2 separate regions of the Mus musculus genome follow, and region 1 is linked to region 2. Evidence: chromatin loops called from intact Hi-C (ENCODE). Cell type or tissue: left cerebral cortex. All regions are shown on one strand.

Evidence for each region. Peaks named below come from ENCODE experiments on the same cell type or tissue, not always from the same donor. Only the 100,000 strongest peaks of a DNase experiment are listed, where the experiment ranks them.
Region 1: it touches region 2 in a loop (2.4-fold over the local background); 2 of 42 quality-filtered maps call a loop at or near these places.

The regions. Positions count from the first base shown.
Region 1 is chr16:38,192,812-38,200,811 of GRCm38, reverse strand. Gsk3b (glycogen synthase kinase 3 beta) reads right to left here. Exons shown (of 11, transcript NM_019827.7): 7 at 6,818-6,915. Among named protein-coding and RNA genes, the nearest start is that of Gm25617, 39 kb to the right of the region's middle. In left cerebral cortex, a CTCF peak has its summit at 3,332 (motif pointing right); DNase peaks (open chromatin) are centred at 3,333, 4,257 and 7,950.
Region 2 is chr16:37,865,615-37,873,614 of GRCm38, reverse strand. It overlaps Lrrc58 (leucine rich repeat containing 58), which reads right to left and starts at 5,215. Exons shown (of 4, transcript NM_177093.3): 1 at 4,635-5,215. The coding sequence starts at 5,119. In left cerebral cortex, a CTCF peak has its summit at 3,671; DNase peaks (open chromatin) are centred at 3,413, 4,225, 5,242, 5,520 and 2 more places; H3K4me3 peaks cover 3,691 bases; H3K27ac peaks cover 4,159 bases.

The DNA.
Region 1 (8,000 bases), 330 kb before region 2:
CACACACAGAGAGAGAGAGAGAGAGAGAGAGAGAGAGAGAGAGAGAAAGAGAGAGAGAGAAATGGTTTATGTAATAAAACATTTACAAATCATTGGCATGTGTTCTCCAGGTAACACGGCACACATCAATCCTACAGCCCATTAATCTCAGACCCTGTGTAATCCACTAGTCATTTGAAGGATGGCTACACCCAAGTGTTCATTTCCTTGTGAGAATAAGGAAGAGGTGATTACACAGTTTAGTTTTTTTACCTATGTGGTTGATAGTTTCTACTGTTTCTCTCTCTGGTTGCTTCAGGGGTATTTTGTATGCATCTCTCTAGCACTATCACAGTCTACTGTACACTTTGTAGTGACAGATACAACCCTCTTAACCATATTCACTTGTTGCACATGGCTGTTTTGTAGGAAACAAATTGAACCCTGAAAGCATCTTTAAGAGGAACCACCTGTCTCAACATAAGAGGTAAAACAGACAAATGAGGAAATAGCAATCTAAACACAATTAAAAATATGGAAACAAACCTCAGGAGAACTCTAAGTAGGTACAGCTAGAGGAGATTGTCTCTCCCGCTTCCCTACGAATACAGCATTGAATGTGGAAAGTGAAGCACTCAGGCAGAGATTCCAGAAAATGTGTATAGAAAATGCTCAGGTGGGTTGGTACCCAGGGTGTACTTCCCACTTCTCGGAGGTGAAAGGGAGGGGCTGGGAGTAGGGGCAGCATGAGGTGGGGCTAGGAAGAGAGGGGGGCCTGCAGTCAGGATGTAAACTGAATAAATAATTAATTAAAAAAAGAAAATGAAGAGCTATATTTTTAATCCTAGAACAATGTCTAAACAACACAAGGAAATATTAACTTGAAAAGTCGTGGCAGTTAGTCCTTACTGTTGCCTGGGTAGGATTTACTATGAGGGGCTTCCATGAGCTGGGGTCCTGGATGAACTAGAGGAGAAAGCGGGCTAAACCACAGCATCCATGCGCTCTGCTTCCCAGGTAGGAATGGAGTGTGAGGGCTGCCTCAGGCTCCTGTGGCCGTGCCTTCCCTGCCTCGACTGGACTGTGTCCCCTGACTGGGAGACAAACCAAATCCTTCCTTCCATTACTGTCAGGTGCTTTGTCTAGGTCAGAAATAACTGATAAAAAAGCCGGCAGGAGCAAGGCCTGGCGGCTCACACCTATAGCCCCTGCTCTCAGGACACTGAGGCAGAACTGCCAAAGCTGACAATAGACAGGGTTACAAAACAAGTTCAAGGACAGGCAGGGATAGACAGTAATTCCCTATCTCAAAATTAAAACAAAGCCAACAGAGCCCCTGAGGCCACTGACATAATAAAAACACCAGGGCTGACACAATCATACAACATAAATTAAGGACTCTTGAAAACACCTTGATGGAGAGCGAGGAGCTGGTGTTCATGTAAGAAGATCCACGAGGCAGGCAGATGGGACAGAAGCAAACTCTATTCACACTGGCAGCTAAGGTAGAAAACAGTATGCTGATAGAAATAAGGGCTGCTCAGTGAACAAAGGTCAAGCTAAAAGTCTAAAACCTAGGGAGACCCCATGACAACAGAGCAAAGCCAACACCACAAGGAAAAGACATTTTAATAACCACTACAGCTCAACTTTGAAAGGCCTAGTTGTCACATTAATTTTTAATAGGTTTAGAGAGCATTTTACCTGATTTAACACAGCTAATGTTTTAAAATTGGACAGCTTAATTTTTTTCATTTTATGGATAGCATATTTAATAAGGACCGTATCACTTCAGAAACAGAATGAAGTTCAGTTGGATTTTAAGAAATAGGATTATTTTAATCTCCAAGAAACTTTGATGAAAGATACCTATTCACAAAAAAGAATACTTACTTATGAATTCCGTATAAATGAAGTCCCTCAACAACGTGAACTCGTCACTTTGCTCTATGCACTTTTCTCTAAGCACGGCAGTGCAATGTCCTAGTGAGCTCTTAATTGCCAACCTGACACAGCCTCAAGTCACCTGAGAAAGGAGTCTCAACTGAGGAACAGCCGGGATGAGACTGGACTATGGGGTATTATATGGGACTGTTCGTTGACTGATCCAGGAAAGCCCAGCCCAATGTGGAGGCACCACTTGCTGGGCAGGCAGGTCCTGGGCTGTGTAAGAGAGCCAGCTTAGCACGGATCTGCCAGTAAGCCGCCAAGCAGCATCCTTCCAAGTTTCTGCTGTACATCTTTAGCTATGAATGAGCTTCCTGGTCAGAGGTAATGCTGTGTGAGAATGGAGTAAACAGGCTTGTCACCAAGTTTCTGCTCTGACTTTCCTCAATGGCAGACTGCGACCTGGAAGTGTAAGCCAAATAAATTCTTTTCCCCTGAGGAGCTTTCGGTCAGCGTATTTTTTGTTTTGTTTTGAAATCACAGCAACAGAAAGGAAACTAGAATATTCACGTAGTAAAAGAGGAAGGAGAAATAATACTTATCACTCAGAGGTGGAATCACACTTCTATTGTAACAGAGTTTATGATCTGTCCATCTATGCAGAAAGTATCTTTTCTTCTGCCCATCATTCTATACTGTAGAGATGGGCAGGATGAATGGAAAATCAGGGATCTATCTGCTACATCCCTTTGGGATGTTTGTTCATCCCTTAAACAAAATCGTTTCAGCTAGATCTGGCATTGTCTACATTTCTTACAATATTTTTTCACCCACGAGTAACAAATTGACCCCACATGGAAAACATCAAAACAGATGCCAAACTGACATCCTGAAGTAAATAAATAAATAAACAAACACCACAGAAAGTATCTATAAAAAGCTCTGAAAAGGGTGTTTCTTGCATAGGTTTTTTTTTAAAAAAAAAAAAAACCAATTTTCTTATTTTTTGAGATAGTTATATCATTCTCCCGTTCCCTTTTCCCCCTCCAAACCTTACCACTTCCCCCACCCTTTCAAATTTCATGGCTTTGCTTTAACCTTTCACACATAGACAGGGACAGGTGTTGGGGGGGCGGAGCACACAAGAGCACTCAGTCAGAACGATGTTACTTGTATTACACATTGTCAGAGATAACCATTTGGACTGGATATCAATTAAGTATGCTCTTCCCTGAGAAAGCTATCTCTCCTGCTCTCAGCATTCCTTAGTTGCCTGTAGCTCTTAAGCTAGGGTTGAGGTCTCCTGAGCTTCGCCCTCTATGGCTGTCTAAAACCGACTGAACAAGGACTACACTACATCACAAGGACAACAGACAAAACAACTACAATAGGATACAATGCATGCAATGCATTACAACTACAATACTCAGAAGGGATTAGTTGCTTTTTTATGGCTCAACACCAGAGGGCACCAAACTTCAAAGAAGGAGCTGCAGGTGTAGCCGTTTTGTTTAAGCTGCTGTGTAGTAAAGAAACTATATTAGAACTGGTACTCCTCTGCTCAAAATCCTGCAGTGGCTTTCTAACTCCCTAGAATATAGTATGCACCTACTGCCCACAGCTCTAGGTTCCTCGTTCCTGGTACACTCAATCTATCAGCCCTGCATTCACAACCACAAGCTGTATTTAAAACAGGCCTGTCTTCAGGTAAACTGCTAAGCATTACCTTCCTCTTTAAATAGTTTATGTGTTTCCATGGTGAAGACTCAGTTCAAGGGTTAGATTCTTAAGAAGAAGCCTTTCCAGATAGCACTGCAACAGAAACCCAGCGTCTGCACACTGCTCACACTGCTCAGTTACCAGAGATGACACAGCCCACTCCTTGGTCTCGCTTGTTTCCTCTAAACCTACCTTTGAGCTCCTTCAGTTCAACAACTTCTACATTCCAGGCCCAATCCCAAGATAAAATCCTTCACTAACTCAATACACGCAGCTACAAGGGTGTATACCCTGAAAGACTTTCTAAAAGGATAAGGGGTGTGCTGGCTAGTTCTATGTCAACATGACATAAGATAGTGTCATTTGGGAAGAGGGACTCTCAATTAAAAACAATACCTCCATAAGACTAGCCTGTAGAGAAGTCTAAAGTGCATTTTCCATGGCTGAAGATTGAAATGGGAGGACCCATGTCACTGTGGGTGGTGGTACCACTGGGCTGGTGATCCTGTGTGCCATAAGAAAGCAGGCTGAGCAAGCCATGAGCACAATCCAGTAAGCAGCACATCTCCATGGCCTCCACTTCAGTCCCTGCCTCTAGGATGCTGCCTTGAGTTTCAGCCCTGACTTCCCTCAGTGATGGAGTGTGGCCTGAGAACTGCAAGCTGAAATAAAGCATATCGCCATCCATTTATTCAATGATGATGACATCACCATCTGTTTCTTGAACGATGACACAGGCTGGTGTCATTCACATCTTGGCTACGACAAACAATGCTGCAATGACTATCCGAGGGCGCAGCTTTCACACTCTCAAGTATTCGGGATAGATACTCGTGCAGGAGGGGACTTGATCATGCTATAATTAAACATTTGTCTTCTAAGGAACCTTCAAATATTTTTCCATACTGTCTGTGCTAATTCACAGTTCCATGGATTGTATAAATGTTCTCTCCTCCACAAAAGTGTAATAAGAAAGATAGATTCCAACTTTATTCTTCTGAACATACATACCCAGTAGTCTAAGTACTACTGCCTGTAATTACGGTTTTCTCACAGTGAATTCTCTTAGAATACATGTCAAAAAAAAAATCAATTGGCCATAAATGTAAAGATTTATTTCTTGGCTCTCAATTATATTCCATTTCTATACGCATGCAAGTTCTACATTCTCTTACTTACTGTAACTGCATGATTAGTTTTGAAACTAGGAAGTGGAAGCCTTCTAATCTATTCTTTATTAGAACTGTTTTTAGCTATCAGCCTTTGCTTCATAAACTTGGAAACAAGTTCTGTCCTTCCATAAAAAGGTAACTATTCTGTGATTATATAAAAAAAACCATATGAGCACCAAAGTAAAACCATTCATCTGCTATATATTTGCAGAAACAAAACATTAAAAAAATTCCAGGTGAATCTCAGCCTAAGCAGAATATTCAAGAAAGGGCAATGTCTGAAAATCTTGGGGTAAACAAACCCCCAAATGAATACTATTTCTGTTTCTGCAATTTTAAAAGTAGGAACCAGAGGGGTTAAGGACACCAAAGAAAACTCACAGAATCAACTAACCTGGACTAACTGGGGCTATGGAGAGGGAACCTGAATGGGTCTGACCTAGGTCCCCTGCATATGGTTGTGTGTACCTTGGTCTTCTTGTGGGACTCCAGGGAGCAGTAGGAGCAGGGCTGTCTCTGACTCTTCTGACTGGTTGGGGATCCTTTTCCTCCTACTGGGTTGCCTCTTCCAGCTTAATTAAGGAATGTGCCCAGTCTTATTACAACCTGATAGGTGTTTGGTTGATACCCATGGGAGGCCTGCTCTGTTCAGAAGTTCTGAGGAGTTGATGGGAGTGGGGAGAGGGAGAGATTGGGATGAGAAGAGGGAGGGGAAGCTGAAGTTGGGATGTAATATATGAGAGAATGATAACAAAAATGTATCACTCCCTTTGAGATACACAGGAGGTCTCTGTATCTAATGCCTAGTTCTTATTTCTTCTAAGAACTGAACACCAGTTCAATAATCCTAGCGTAATACTGGAACTAGGACTTCTTTCATGTTTCTCTTGTATGTATCACACACATATATTTAAAAAGTACAAAGGGTCTCATAAATACTGAAGAGTACTTTGTACATTTGAAAAAGCCCTTCTCCAAGATTGCTTTGTCCTTACATGATTTCTACCACTTGTTTCTAATCAGTAAGAAGAAAGCAGTATTGTTGACAAAGTTAAGAGTTCAGCCTGAAAGTGCAAGGCCAGCATTGTCTATAGAGTGAGTTCCAAGATAACCAGGGCTACATGGAAAACCCTGTTTTCCAACACAACAACAACAACAAAAAGAGGTGACCACAGTGGTCTCAGCTGTGAAACCCAATTCCAGAGAGTTAGGGAAGATGACCTCTTCAACTATATTTGGACCCAGTAGCTTTAAATCCCTATTTTTCCTGATATTAAAAGGAAAAGCAATGTTAAATTATGACACAGATCTTAAAATAATCTGATCACGTGGCTGGAAAGGTGTCTTAGCACAGACTGTTTTCCCAGACGTTTGATTCCCAGAACCCATGTGGCAGCGGCTTACAATGATCTGTAATCCTTCCAGTCTGAGAATCCAAACGATCCAACACTCTCTACTAGCCTTGGAGAGCACTATGAACACATGTAATACACAAATGCACATACAGGCCAAAAAGAGGGGGGGGGGGAGAGAGAGAGAGAAAGAAGGAAAGGAAAGGAATCCATACAATAAAAATAAATCTTTAAAAAAGGAAGCCAATGTTTCCCCCCTCCCCAACCTGCTCTGTAGCACAGCTTGTTAAATGACCTACAACCCCTTTCTCCTTTTTTATCCTCTATATGCTTGTACATGAAGGCCCAAGGCTAGGTAGGTCTCAGCAATTGTCCTTGGTCACGACTCCACTGCATTCATTTAAGCAGGGTCTCAATCGAGCGGAGAGCTTGTAGACATGGCTTCTCCTCCCAGGCAGCCTGCTCAGGGCTCTCTGGGTGGGAATGACAAGCCCAGGAAACACTCATGTGGGTCTCTACTCTGGGAGCTGGCTCTACTTCTAATGCTTGCACCTCGAGGGCTTTCACTTCTGAATCACGTCCCCAGCCTCCTTTCCCACTGTAAAGGTATTGCTTTGTGTGCTTGTGTGTGTGTGTGTGTGTGTGTGTGTGTGTATGTGTGTAACATTTTTGGTTCAAAAGTACAAAAGTGTAAATCAACCATCTCACCTTTATTATTTCCACCAACTGATCCACACCACTGTCCCCAGGAAATATTGGTTGTCCTAGCAACAATTCAGCCAACACACAGCCTGCAGACCATACATCTGAAGAAAAAAACAAAAGAAAAGTTTATCACACTAAATATGAAGTGAAATGTATATTTAACTTAGATCGCATAGTATTGATTAAATCCAAATATGACAATAATTTAGTCAAAATCAGTGATGGTTTCATTCCAAACATTGTTAATTTTTTAAAAGTACCTATTCATATACTGGAATCCTTTTTATTTTTTAATAAATAATTATTTTTATAAATATTTAACTTTCACAAACCTATTCTGTATGCCTGAGAAAGAGTGAAAAGAGAGAGACAGAGACAGAGACTGACTCAGTACATGTAGCCCCGGGTTGGCTGGATTTACAAGAGATTTGCCTACATCTGCTTTCTGTGTACTGAGATTAAAGGCAAGTACACTACCTACCCAGTCTTCTATAAATCTTACAAAGTCTTAAGAAGCAAGATCCTGGCTACAGTTATGGCTTATCCATTAAGAAAGACTACTTGCTGCTCTTGCACAGAACCTAGTTCAATTCCCAGCATCCATGTAATGGCTCACAACCACCTATATCTCCAGAGATTTGACACCCTCTCTGACCTCCACAGGCACTAATGTATGCATGTGGTATGCATACATACATGCAAAAACACACGCATAAACCAAATTTAAAAGGCAAGCATCTTAGATCCAAATCCATGTTTTCTACAATGTGCCAGGTGATCTGGCTCTGATTATTTTAGAAGGACTGTTCAGATTTTTGTAGACCCTGGCACAACTCAATCTATTATCTTGTGCATAGATCATATATAGCTAACTAGTATCAAATATTTGACTAGAATACTAATCAAATACTGTATCCAGTGGCATTTGCAAGGACAAAGGACTAAACTTTCTCTTGGAGACAGCTGAATTAGTAAGCCCAGGAAAGACTGTCGCCTACAGTACTTGAGTAACGTTTTATGAAGAGCAGGCAGAATCAGGGTCTCCACGTGGCAGCTCAGATACTGTTTTCTCCAGTCAGCTTCTCTGCAGCACTTCTCACTTATTCAGTCACATACGCCATGTTCCTACAGCCACAGTAAGACAGCACCACACACGGCACCACACACACTCCCTCCCTCCTCTCCT
Region 2 (8,000 bases):
CAGCAGAATACCTCAACATACCAGAAGATAAATAGTTTGCTTTTTTTTTTTGAGTTGTGGTGAATGGGGTCCCAGAAATCTCTAACTATTACAGGCCACTGTCAGTGCTTTGGATTATCCTCCAGATCTCCATGGTAAGACTAAATTGCTGAAGATATTATATATCTGAATCATAAAACACGGAGAAATCAAATGGGTACTGCCCAGGAAGCTTCGTCTCTCCTGGCTAGCTAGAAGGCGCTCTGTATGATACAGCAGAGGAAAGTAATCTCAGCCAGTGGTAAACCTTTCAAGCCACAGCACATGGTCTGAGCTTGAATCTGCCCACAGATGCAATAGTGGCATGGTGCTACGTTCTGACTGGATTTAAGGCCTTTTCCATAAAATCAAACCCATATTTGCCAATGTTAATGAAGCAAAACAACCTGTGGGTATGTCAGAGGCCTAATGGAAAACTAATATTATTCTAGTAAATGGATTAGTATTAAAAGGACTCCTAATGACTTACTGCTATATACAAGATTAGTGCATCTCTCAATTATAACCAGATTCTACTTCTTCTTGAAGTAAAAATAACAATTAATACTGAGCCCCACAACTGGTTGACATTCATAGAATAAAAGACCGAGGAGTGTTAAGTCCTAAATTGGACATCCATTTTACATAGACACATATATAGCTCATCAAGGCTTAGGAATTGTCAAGTAAGAAGGGGTAGAAAGACTCTCAAGAGCTAGAGGTGGTGAATAACTTCAAGGAAGCAGAATTTTCTAGACAGGAGAGGATCACTGCACATACAAATTCACAGCAATTATGACCTGTGTAAGCTCAATCCACACGGAATCCCAGCATGGAGTGGAGGAGGTGGATTCCAAGCGCCACCATTAACTGAGTTATTACTTAGGCATTTGATAGCTGCAGGGATGGGGAAAGTCAGTTTTCTTTAAGGGTGTAACCCCCAGTAGGTCAACCATATTCCAAAGCAAGGCCAACAACCAAGAGTAGCCAGGCAACACAAATATTGAATTTGGTGGGTTTAAAAGAAAATACAAAATGAGAGAGAACGTGGAAGTTGGGTGGGTCCAGAGGTAGGAGTGGACCACTATCAAAATGCATTGTGTGAAATTGAAGGAGGCCAACCCACAAATCTGATATATGAATGTAAACGGGGAGGAGTTTTTACTTAACTTTTGGCACACCCTTCTATGATCTTGTTGAGTTGCGCCTTCCCTAGGCTGTCCACCGAAGACAGCTTTAACATTCCAGGGATTAATTTTTAGTTTTGTCACAATCCTATCTTTATCTTTGATAACCACATTAAAAAGACACCAAGAAAAGGTCATCAAAACAGAAGACATCAAAGGGGGTGGGTGGGAAAAAGAGTCATGAAACTCAGTTGGCTCAGATTTAGTCTCCAAATGGATGCCATACAACCAATTTACTCAAAGTTTGCTGCTCAAGGAGTAATAAATTGATCTTTTACTCAATTAGTTTCTGAACTGAGAGGGATAAAACCTAAGTTCATTAGAAGAAGTGTCAAATGAGAACTACTACCTTTCAGCACTGTAAAACAAAAATGTTTGCCTACACAAAAGCCACAAACGTACATTTATTTGCTGATAAATCCTATACAAACAGAATTATATTTATAATATCCTGACTTCAGGGGAATGAAGTCAATCATAAAAATAAACAAGAGCTCCGTTCCAGCACCCATTTACTTGTTTTTTTTTTTTTTTTTTAATTTTTGCCACTAAGGGAAGGATCAACAAGTCTAGTGCAAAGATCTCATCTGAGACCTCCAGGAGACGCAGAGAGGCCAGTGGCACACGCAACCAAGACTTGTTATTCTTCCCTGGAATGTGACTAGTGGACACGAGGAGTTTCTGTGGCCTATATATGCTGTGTAATTAAAAAAAAACTGTTCTCTTAAGTGTTCTTTACAAGGACAGAATCTTCTTCATGTGCCAAAATAGTCAACCTGACTCAAGCAGTGGCTCTTGGCTGGCACGTGGAAGGCCATGCAGTCCACCCTCAGCAGCAGGGAGGGAGGAGCAGACCAGCCCACTACAGCACCTAGTACATGCCAGGCTCTGGAAGAACATGATGTTCAAGCGACTGTAACACCACCTCTCCATGTCCCACCAGTAATGAACTATCTCAGAATAGTTAGCAGTCTCTGGGAACTAAAATCACTCAACTCTTGCTGTGGCCTTGATCTGGCCTCAAGCAACTCATTCATACAAAATCTCAACTTCCTCATCCTTGAAAAGAAGGAAACGAACTAGGCCATGGTCAAAGCTGCTGCTTTCTTTAGGAGTACAATTCTGCAATGAGCCTTTTGGCCTACATCCAAGTAGAATTCATTATCTAAATCTTTGCTGATTCCTATTAGTAGAGAAATAAAGTGCAACAACAACAACAACCAGGATGCAAAAATTCAAGTCAAGAACATAGTGACCAACAGCCTTGCGTAGTTGTTGTCAGTACAGAAATCAGCTCAACCAGGTATACATGGCCTGACCCAATCCTCTGAATTGCGTATTTCCCAGAAAAGAAGCCTAGACACTCAAGTCCTAGCCCTAGCTGGCCACTGTGGAAAATTCTTGAATTTGGCATCAGAGACCCCAGTATTCAAATCCAGTTCTACTTAATAGGTTTGTGATCTTGAGAGAGACCTCATTTCTCTGAGCCCTTGTTTCTTCCTCTAAAAATGGAGAGTGCCTCATCTTAGAATCATTGACTACTCTCCCTGGGCTCCTCCTAATATGCTAGATTGTGGCTCACGCCTTTAATCCCAGCACTTGGGAGGCAGAGGCAGGTGGATTTCTGAGTTCAAGGCCAGCCTGGGCTACACAGAGAAATTCTGTCTCGAAACAAACAAAACCAAAAAAACAAAAATAACAAAAATAATAAAAAATTTTAAAAATACTTGATTGAAATAAAACACGACATGTTAAAATTAAGAGGAACCAAAGTCTGTCCAATGAACATAATCTCCCCTTACCTGTCCTATATCCTACCTTTCCCTAGTACTCCTGTTGTAGGTTACCGGTGTCTACCACAATGGCCTCCTAACCAGCCCCCAAATCCCTTCTCCTTCATTCAGCCCCTTGCCACTCCACAGGAACAAACATGTGCACTCAGAATACAACCCACACTCTATGGAAGTCTTCAAGATGTGACACCCTCTGAGTGTCCCCGGTTCTTTGCAATGATCATCTTTCAGCAGTTCTTTTCCTTGCTCCTGGACTTTCACACACACTCTTCTTTTTACCTGGATTGGTCCAATGGCTCACACTCAAATCTTCACTGTTACTTCCTTCAGAAGGCTGACTCAAACGGCACTTACTCAAGAACCAAAATAGGTCAAATCCCTGTCATTCTATCTCAGGGGATTAGCCCCAGAACTTAGGAAAATGTTGGGACACATCAAGTACTGTGTAAACATCTATCGAGGAGCAAATTAAGGGACACTGTGTCCAGATGCCTCATTTGGCAAACAGGAAGTGCTAAGTGACCAGCAGAAGGGTGAGATGTGAAGAAAAAGTCTTATTCCTGGGTCAATGTTTTCCCTGTTAACTCGAAGGTTCTTTCTGGCTCCACATTCTTTTATCTTGGCTAACCAATTAAAAGAGAGGAAAAATATTTAACAAGTGGAAGATGCTTTCTTGTTTTGCTTTGACTCCCCTGCAGGGCACATTAGAGCACTTCTATTATCCTCTCTGCACCTCCTCACTCCAGTACACTACTGACTAAGCCACTAGGAGATAGGACAGACAGTTCCTGTAAAGAAGGAATCACATTCAGTAACATACAGTAACACAGATACAATGGTATGATGTGTGACACACAGAGGAAGTAATTTGGCTCTAATTGTCCTGGGAACAGTTTTTTTTTTTTTTTTTTTTTTTTTTTTTTTTTTTTTTAGAATTACAGAAAAGACTCCTAAGATAAAATTTTGAAATGTGAATAGTTCCTCAGGGTCAAAGGAAGCGCAGCGTGGTTTTTTTTTGTTGTTGTTGTTTTTGGGTTTTTTTGTTTTTTTTTTTTGTACCCAACCCCAACCCCACAATTTAGTGAAGCTGCCTTTCTGGGTGTGTGTGTGTGTGCAAGGCTCACTGACTCCACAAATGGTACTTTGGGTATCGGGAAAAGAGGGGAACTGGAAATAAAAACCAAGGAAGTAGGTCAGCACCTCCTACGCCACGTTAAATGCCACTTTGATGCAAACGCATGGAAAGTCTCGGAAGACTTAACCAGTAAGAAATCGCCAACCTCTGTTAACGGGAGCCCTTTTGACTCCCTGTCTAGACTCAAGAAAGAAGGCGAAGTCCGGCTTAGTGGCGCATGTCTTTTAGCCCCAGATTTGGGAGGTAGAGGCAGGCGGAGCTCTGTGAGCTTGAGGTTAGCATGGTCTCCACAATGAATTCCAGAGTTCATTGGGGGGCGCGGGGGGCGTCGAAGACCTGCGGCAGGCCAAACACAACCCAAAGGCTACCACCCACCCACCCACCCTTGGTCAGACGCTACGGGTGACAATGGCTCGCCTAGTCCCCCTCCCCCTCCAACCCGGTGCCACGGAGCTCGGGCCACCGCCCCGCTCCCCACCCCCGGGACTCGCCGCCGCTCACCTCCGCAAGTTCTCGATCTCGGCGGGGATGCTCTGCAGCTGGTTGCCGCCCAGGCTGAGGGTCTGAAGGGCGCGCAGCTCCAGCAGCGAGGCGGGCAGCTCCTGGAAGCAGTTGCCGCTGAGGTTGAGCACTTGGAGGCTGCGGCAGAGCGGCGACTGGGCCAGGCCCTTGGGCAGCGAGCCCGGGCCGCCGAGCCGGTTGTTCCTGGCCAGCAGCGTGCGCAGGCCGCTCAGCGTCAGCAGCTCGGGCCCCAGCGCCGTGAGCGAGTTGCCGCTCACGTCCAGGAGCTGGAGGTGCGGGAAGCCGCCGCCCAACGCCCGCGGCAGCGACGTCAGGCGGTTGTAGGGCAGCAGCAGCCGCAGGAGAGCCTCGCGCGCGCCGCGCCGCTCCTCGGCGCGCGCCTCCAGCTCCGACTCCAACGCCTCGGCCGACACGCTGAGGCGGGACCAGTTGAGTTCGGCCTCCCCGAGCGCGGCCTCCTCCATCCCGCCGGATCCCGGGCCCGCGAGCCGAGGCGGCGCGCCCCGGAACCTAAAGCGAGCGCCGCGTCGGAAGTGGCGCGGCGCGGCCCGGTACGGCCCGGGCGCTCACCCCCGCGCGCCCTCCGAGTCACGCGATGGTCGGCGCCGGGTGCGCGCGCCGCTCCGGGGGCCGGGCTCCGCCTCACGTGGCGCACGGCGCGGCGTCCGCTGCGCAGGAGCCGAGGCCTGGCGCTCCCGGGAACCGTGTGAGGGAGCTGTGCTCGCCCGGGCGTCGCGGGGCTCGGTGGGCGAGCCGGAGGCCTGAGGCTCCCCGGAGCGGGCAGCTCGCCCTTTATAGTGTGGCACCCGGTGGTGGCCTTGGCCGCCAGAGTAAACAGCTCCGGGGCTGTTGATCCCGCCCGGGGGCCTGCGCGTCACGGGGCGCCGCCTCCTTTGTTCTCACTTGAGGCCGGGGCCCCCCCATTTTTGCGGGATCCAGAGAGAGTAGCCATGACGGGGACGTAGCCTGAGAATTTAATGTCTTCAGGAGAACGTGCTTGGTGGCCCCACGCCTCTCGTCCCCGCTCTGAAATGCAGAGGCAGCCGTACTGAGTCTGAGGCCCGCCTGACCTACATAGCCCAGGCTAGCCAGGGCTACACGGTGAAGAACAAAGGCCTCTTCGAAGCTAAAGCCAAAGTCGGAGATGGCTGTCGCCCCAGCTGGAAAGCATGCTTGAAGACCTTCCCTTCCCTGATTGCCTGTTGTTTCTTAAAGCATTGTCTAACGCGAGCGAGCCAAGACAGCCACAGCTATACAGTGAAACCTTGTTTGGAAAAAAAACAAACCCCAAAACAACAACAAAAAGCACCATTGTAAAAGTATTGTGTGTCCAATAAGAACTTTGTCCACGTCAATCACAGAATCACTCCTGTGGGCTTTGGTCCCTTGGGCATGGGAATGCGCTTGGGAGTTGGATATAGGAGCCCCCTTTATTAGATCTAGCTTACACTGAGCTCAGATGGAGAAAGCGTTCAAAGCACTCTGCAAGTGAGAACTAGATAGAATTTAACTGGGAAAGTCTTGACTCTAGCTCTAATTCACTAATTCCAGTAGATTTATTTTCATCCTGATCCCATTTCAATGTCAATCTTTTCTGAGATTTCGTTTTGTAATTTTAAAGTCATTAGTGGAAATAAGAGAAAAGCTTAGTTTCTTACCGAGCTTAAATACAAGAAAGTTAAAAGGTTATGTGATAACCAGTGGGATTAAATTGCTTTTTTTCCTAAAAATCATAACCTCATCTACTCAGTTGTGCAGATGAGAGACTTCATGCTACTTCACAGCTAAGCTTTATGATTGAGTTGTCATGTTTGTTAGTTTAAACAATCTATGAGTGGAATTTAAAAAATATGTGCCAGACATAGTAGTACCTGCTTTTAATCCCAACATTCAGGAGGCAGAGGTGGGAGTGTCTCTGTGAGTACCAGCCTGATCTACATAGTTTTAGGACTGTCAGGGTAACAAAAAAAAAGAAACCATGTCTAAAAAATAAAATAAAATCTGCAAGTGTCTTGAAGACATCTGATTTGGAAGTTCCTTTTTTAAAATGGACCTTATTTCAGATCAACCTAATATTCTAGAAGAAGCCCTACTGTGATCAAGAATACTTAATGCTTTAAAAATGTGTACTCTTGGTAAAACAACAAGCAGTAGCAATGTCAAACGAGGGAAAAAAACAAAACATGATTGAGAAAAAGAGCTAGCCTGTGTAAACATCAGGTAGTAGGGGAAAGATGATCTCAATAATAGAATCTGAAGCTATGCAGAAAGTCCTAAGTGGGGCAGAAACTCCTTTTTAAATAAACAGTGAAGGAAAGAGGGTAGAAAATGGAGCTGTAGCAAAGAAATGGGCAAACTGACAAAATTTAGAGTCTACTGCTTGAAGAGCTGTAGTATGACCTATTTTAATAAAGATTTGTGCTATCGATATCTGTTTGTTGAATTTAGGCTAGATGGAAGCAGATCGTCGAACAGAAACTGTCTTGTAAAAGTTGAACATGGTATTATTTTTGAAGCTATAACAAGAAAACGATCAATATCAACGTAAACAGTGTATCTCCTCAACCAGAATGGGCTCCCATGTAAAGAAAAGCTCTTCATTTTCATTTTTTAGTGCATGCCCTTATATTCAACTCCCTACCATTCACTGCAGGCACGATTTGTTTATAATTAAATTTTTTTTAATGTGTGGTTTTTGGAGACAGGGTTTCTCTGTGTAGCCCTGGCTGTCCTGGAACTCACTCTGTAGACCAGGCTGGCTTTGAACTTAGAAATCCGCCTGCCTCTGCCTCCCTAGTGCTGGGATTAAAGGTGTGCGCCACCACGCCCGGCTATAATTACTTTTTATGCAAGTGTAATAAGTCACGTGGTTCTTCACAGCTTGCTTATACATGCGTATCATTGTGGCTTTGCCTCTTCAATCCACCCTCACTCTCCCTTGCCACCCAGCCCTTCCCGCCAGACCTGCTTTCATATTATGTACACAGACGTCCTGCATATGAGGATGCAGTGTTTGTTCTCTTCTCCTTACCCCTTCCTGTCAAACCAACCCCTTCTTCCTTCCACTCAGTCCCTTTTCTGCACATACACACACATACCACAACACACGTACACACCACACACACACACACACACACACACACACACACACACACTACACCACACCACACACACACCACACCACACACACACACACACACACACGTACACACCACACACACACACACACACACACACACACACACACACACACACTACACCACACCACACACACACATACCACACCACACCACACACACACCACACCACACACACACACATACACACACACACACACACACACAC